Linked DNA regions of Homo sapiens: region 2 is linked to region 1. A link is a contact called in ENCODE Hi-C or POLR2A ChIA-PET data. All regions are on one chromosome and are shown on one strand. The core of a region is the stretch at or near the end of the contact, and the rest is flanking DNA. Distances in the headings are between cores, read along the strand shown. Region 1 overlaps FNIP1 (folliculin interacting protein 1). Region 2 overlaps FNIP1 (folliculin interacting protein 1).

Region 1 (2,882 bases), core at 172-2,671:
CTCAGAGTGCTGGAATTACAAGCGTGAGCCACTGTGCCCGGCCCCAGAGATATGATTTAAATCAGGAATGGTTAAGTGTGTGGTGTGACGACTATAGCTTTGCTCCATTTTACCACTACTCCTTTCCTCTCCTTGCAAGCCAGTGGATATTGTGCTTTGTCTTTTCTTGATTGGACACAGCTACAGAATCCTTGTGTACATAGTACTTCAGGCAGTACTTCTCTAACAAGGTAAAAATGCTCTGCATGGAGCCTGGGTTAGAGAATATTCTTGGGATATGTGAGTTTCAGAACTGACTCTTTGCTTGAGGTTTCTGAACCATAGCATTTGTTTAAAGAGGAAACCAGAAAACCCTTAAATTCACCTTTCTCTCTGGTTAAGATTATTCATCTCATCTTCCTCCCTTGAATAGTCACTCATCTGTTAAAGAACTAAGAGTGAGGCCAGGCATGGTGGCTCACGCCTGTAATCCCAGCACTTTGGGAGGCCAGGGCCAGTGGATTGCTTGAGCCCAGGAGCTCAAGACCACCCTAGGAAACATGGCAAAACTCTGTCTCTACAAAAAAAAAAAAATACAAAAAATTAGCCAGGCATGGTGGCACGCGCTTATAGTCCCAGCTACTCAGGAGGCTGAGGTAGCAGGATCACCTGAGCCTAGGAGGCTGAGGCTGCAGTGAACCATGATTGTACCACTGCACTCCAGCCAGGATTACAGTGTGAGACCCTGTCTCAAAAAAAAAAAAAACAAAAAAACGAGTAAAACCTAAACTATTACTCATACAGTAAAAGAAGTAGGTTTCTGATCATTAAAAATAGCTTACTTAGCTGTGTCAGTAAAGGACATGTCCAATAACTGATTTTTTCCATTACAGGAGACTTGTATGGCGCTATTGGCTCTCCCGTACGGTTAGCAAGGACTGTGGTAGTTGGCAAACGACAAGACATGGTCCAGAGGCTACTTTATTTTCTTACTTATTTTATAAGATGCTCTGAACTTCAAGAAACGCATCTTTTAGAAAATGGAGAAGATGAAGCCATCGTTATGCCAGGCACAGTAATTACTACCACTTTAGAGAAAGGTGAAATAGAAGAATCAGAGTATGTCCTTGTCACAATGCATAGAAACAAAAGCAGTTTGCTCTTTAAAGAGTCAGAAGAAATTAGAACTCCCAATTGTAACTGTAAATATTGCAGTCATCCACTCCTTGGGCAAAATGTAGAGAACATTTCACAACAAGAGAGAGAAGATATTCAAAACAGCTCTAAGGAGCTGCTAGGAATTTCAGATGAGTGCCAGATGATTTCTCCTTCTGACTGCCAAGAAGAAAATGCTGTTGATGTTAAACAGTACAGAGATAAATTAAGAACTTGCTTTGACGCCAAGTTAGAGACAGTTGTTTGCACAGGATCTGTTCCAGTAGACAAATGTGCATTGTCAGAGTCAGGCTTAGAGTCAACAGAGGAAACATGGCAGAGTGAGAAGTTGCTGGATTCAGACAGTCACACAGGCAAAGCAATGAGATCCACAGGAATGGTTGTGGAAAAAAAACCTCCAGATAAGATTGTGCCTGCTTCATTTTCTTGTGAGGCTGCCCAGACAAAGGTTACTTTCCTGATTGGGGATTCTATGTCACCTGATTCAGATACTGAGCTTCGAAGTCAGGCAGTGGTGGATCAGATTACCAGACATCACACCAAACCATTGAAGGAAGAAAGAGGGGCTATTGATCAGCATCAAGAAACTAAACAAACAACCAAGGACCAATCTGGAGAGTCTGATACACAGAACATGGTTTCTGAAGAGCCCTGTGAACTTCCCTGTTGGAATCATTCAGACCCAGAAAGCATGAGCTTATTCGACGAATATTTTAATGATGATTCAATCGAAACCAGGACTATTGATGATGTTCCATTTAAAACAAGTACAGATAGTAAAGACCATTGCTGTATGTTAGAGTTTTCAAAAATATTGTGTACAAAAAATAACAAGCAGAACAATGAATTTTGTAAATGTATAGAAACAGTTCCCCAAGATTCATGTAAAACCTGCTTTCCTCAGCAGGACCAAAGAGATACACTCTCCATTCTTGTCCCCCATGGGGATAAAGAGAGTTCAGATAAAAAAATTGCTGTAGGAACTGAATGGGACATTCCAAGAAATGAAAGTTCAGACAGTGCCCTTGGGGATAGTGAAAGTGAAGATACAGGTCATGATATGACTAGACAAGTTAGCAGTTATTATGGAGGAGAGCAAGAAGATTGGGCAGAAGAGGATGAGATACCTTTTCCTGGGTAAGTAGGAAGTTTTCACCTATAATGGGCCCTATATAAATATGTACCATTCTCTTTTTTAGCTGTTCTCTGAAGGTTAGTATAAAAGAGATCATTGTTCTGGATAGCTCTCTTGTTTTCATATTCTCTTAACTCATAAGAAGGAGTAAAGGCTAAGCTCCAGAAACACCCTGGAAAGGTTTTATGAAGACCTCAAATAAAAGTTAAAGGATCTGGTTGATAAGTATAAGATTTCTTACTGCTTAGAAGGTTTCAAGCCATTTAGGAGTGACTTATGCCCCCCAAAGGACATATGCTGAGCCTGGCAGTTAGGGAGCACTAATCCCTGAGATGTTAGAATAGCTGTTAGAAATAGATTTGGCCAAGACTAAGAGGAAAACAGAGAATGTATACTTTGGGTCAAGTATGCAAGGAGAATATTCATGCTTGAGAAACATTACATACCTAGCTTTGGACTTGTGAGGCATTTAATTGTTTTGTTTTAGATGATTGTTTTCATAATCTGATTGTATTAAGAATGTGCTACAAACACAAGGTACAATTCTCTTAAAGTCTCTTAGGAAAGATTGATCCTCACTTCATTACTCAGT
Region 2 (3,111 bases), core at 37-2,536, 75 kb before region 1:
TTTTTTTTTTTTCTTTTTTTTTTTTGAGACAGAGTCTCACTCTGTCGCCCAGGCTGGAGTGCAGTGGCGCAATCTTGGCTCACTGCAACCTCTGCTTCCTGGGTTCAAGAGATTCTCCTGCCTCAGCCTCCTGAGTAGCTGGGACTACAGGTGCATGCCACCACGCCTGGCTAATTTTTGTTTTGTACTTTTAGTAGAGACAGGGTTTCACCATGTTAGTCAGGATGGTCTCAATCTCCTGACCTTGTGATCTGCCCACCTCAGCCTCCCAAAGTGCTGGGATTACAGGTGTGAGCCACTGCACCCGGCCAACATAGTCTTTTATTATCAAGTATTGCGTATTTTACATAATTGTATCCGTAATACCTTCATATGACTGACAGTGCAGTAGGTTTGTTTACATGAGCATCACCACAGACATGTGCGTAATACTTTGTGCTACCATGTGATGACAGCTACAGTGTTACTAGGCAATAGGAGTTTTTGAACTGCATTATAATCTTATGAGACCACCATCATATATACAGTTTGTTGTTGACCAAAACGTTATATGGTGTATGACTATTTTATTTCCCAACAACTGCTATTCTCTTTTTTACTCTCTACTATCCCCACATCTTACCACCTTTCCCTTACTTGCCTTCACCTGCTTGACAAAGAAAATGGATCTCTTAGATATGGATTCCCTCCGCACCTTACCTTCATATCTACAAATCTTTCTGCACCCATGTACATCTTTATCTCCTTTCTTTCCATCCTAGTGTGAGAGTTATTTTCTTTGAGCTAATGCTTTCACTTGTGCTCTATATCCTGTTCTCTACTTCCTCAGAGGCCTTGTATTTCTCCTCCACCTCAGATTCTGTCATCAGCATATATGTAAACATGTTCAGATGTGTCATTTTTTAAATAGCAGAATATCTGTCACTCTCACTCTACTTGAGGTTTCATTTTCTTTCTCTTTTTTTCTTACCAGTTGTCTGTTTTCTCTGCTCCTATTCACTCTTCAGTCCCCTAGAATCTGACCTCTGTACTCTTTATTCCTTAGAACTGTCCTTGCTATGGTCACCAATGACTTTTGCTTCTCTAGTGGATACTTTTTAGTGACTCCCGTGGTAGTTCTTTTTCTTTTCTAAAATGTTCTTTTTCACTGGTTTCCGTGAGACCCCTTTCCCTATTTTCATCCTTTGTCGGTCTGTTCCTTTACAGTTTCCTTTGCATGGTATGAAAGCACAATTTAGTAGAAACAGTTCAGTGTGATGCAAGTCATTGTGGTTTAAGGAGGAGTCTCTGGTTTAGCCTGGATGTCTAGGTAGGTCTTTATCATTTACTAGCACACAGACATTTACTAAAGATTAGACAGAAGAAAACCAAAATTATATTTTCTGTCAAGAATTTGGGATGAAGATGTTTTATGTTGCCGGTTACACATAGTTTCACATACGTTGACAGAGTTAGGGTTAAGGCTCTCTTAAGGAAGTGAAGAATTGTGCCTGGTGGACAACCCACATAATGGCAGAAAATATTCACAAACTGTACATTTGACAAAAGTCTAATATACAGAATCTATAAGGAATTTAAACAATTTAACAAGCAAAAAACAACCCCAATAAACAGTGGGCAAAATATATGAACAGACAGTTCTCAAAAGAAGACATCCAACCAGCCAACAAACATGAAAAAATGCTCATCATCACTAGTCATCAGAGAAAGACAAATCAAAACTACAATGAGATACCATCTCACATCAATCAGATTGGCTATTATTAAAAAGTCAAAAAATAACAGATGCAGGTGAGGCTGTGGAGAAAAGGGAATACTTACACACCATTGATGGGAATGTAAAGTAGTTTAGCCACTGTGGAAAGCAGTTTGAAGATTTGTCAGAGAACTTTGAAAGAGAGCTACCATTTGACTCAGCGATCACATTACTGAGTATATATCCAAAAGAAAACAAAGCTACCAAAAAGACACATGCACTTGTATGTTCATTGCAGCATTGTTCACAATAGCAAAGACATGGAATCAACCTAGGGAGGGTCCCATCAGTGGTGGATTGGATAAAGAAAATGTGGTATGTATGTACTATGGAATACTACTCAGCCATAAAAAAGAATGAAATCCAGTCCTTTGCAGCAACACGAAGGCAGCTGGAGGCCGTTATCCTGAGTGAATTAATGCAGGAACAGAAAATCAGATACCGCATGTTCTCAGTTATAAGTGGGAGCTAAACATTGGATACTCATGGACATAAGGATGGCAACAATAGACACTGAGGACTAGTAGAGCAAGGCAGGAGGGAGAGGGGCAAGAGTTGAAAAACTTAATAGTTGGGTTGTATGCTCTCTCTCTGGGTGACAGCATCAGTTGTACCCTAAACCTCAGCATCATGAGATATATGCATGTAACTTGCACCACATGTACCCCCTGAATTTAAAAGTTGAAATTATAAAAAATAAATAGCCTGTTGTAACTAATGAGAAACAGCTCCTGGCATGTCTGTTCTCCCATTTCTTAGCAGCTGTCCTGTCATTTGTATTGTGTTCAGTTTACCAGATATTTGTCATTTGGTTTGTTTTCTCTTTCCCTTCTTCTCTGCCTCACCCACCCCATTAATCTTTTAAATTGTGGAATGTAATGGATATGTAAAAGTACATAAAACAAATGTGATGTACTGTTTAAATACATACTGTAAAGTAAAGATCCATGTCAGCACTATCTGGTCAAAACAGAGAACATAGTCATTGCGCCAGTTCACCTGTTACGTCCCTTTTCTGGTTACACTTTTCCCTCCACCTTACTCCTAGAAAATTACTCTCCAAACTCTGGAGGTCATTACTTACATTGTTTTCTTTATAGTTTAAAAACTAAGTATGAACCCCTAGACAAACGTTGCACGTTTTTAACCTCTATATAAGTGGAAAAATACAGTAGCTATCTGTGTGTGTGTGAGTCATTGTCTGACTTCTTTTGCTTGTGGTCTGTCCATTTTTGCCTATAGCTGAAATTCATTCATTGTGATAAATTTTTCCGAAGTGGAATTGCTGGGATCAACTTCATTTTTACTGGGATTTGTTTTAGTGTATGTGTGTGTGTATGTATACACACACATAT

What was found. Hi-C counts contacts between places; a loop is a spot of excess contacts on that map. ChIA-PET counts read pairs that join two places held with the same protein, here RNA polymerase II (POLR2A). Pooled maps may share reads with other maps.
Region 2: a map of CD4-positive, alpha-beta T cell shows a loop between it and region 1 (2.0-fold over the local background). The contact joins two enhancer-like sites. A Hi-C loop is called at or near these places in 2 of 168 maps with a recorded cell type or tissue (CD4-positive, alpha-beta T cell and transverse colon) and 6 of 50 pooled maps. POLR2A ChIA-PET finds 5 or more read pairs at or near these places in 3 of 52 experiments (IMR-90, activated CD4-positive, alpha-beta T cell and endothelial cell of umbilical vein).

The regions. Positions count from the first base shown.
Region 1 is chr5:131,670,915-131,673,796 of GRCh38, reverse strand. FNIP1 (folliculin interacting protein 1) reads left to right here. Exons shown (of 18, transcript NM_133372.3): 14 at 873-2,292. Among named protein-coding and RNA genes, the nearest start is that of RAPGEF6, 37 kb to the right of the region's middle. Within about 2 kb of position 1,421, at least 11 of the 41 ENCODE cell types and tissues checked have a DNase peak (open chromatin) inside an H3K27ac peak, as active enhancers do.
Region 2 is chr5:131,745,611-131,748,721 of GRCh38, reverse strand. All of the region lies in intron 1 of FNIP1 (folliculin interacting protein 1), which reads left to right. Among named protein-coding and RNA genes, the nearest start is that of FNIP1, 50 kb to the left of the region's middle. Within about 2 kb of position 1,286, at least 4 of the 41 ENCODE cell types and tissues checked have a DNase peak (open chromatin) inside an H3K27ac peak, as active enhancers do.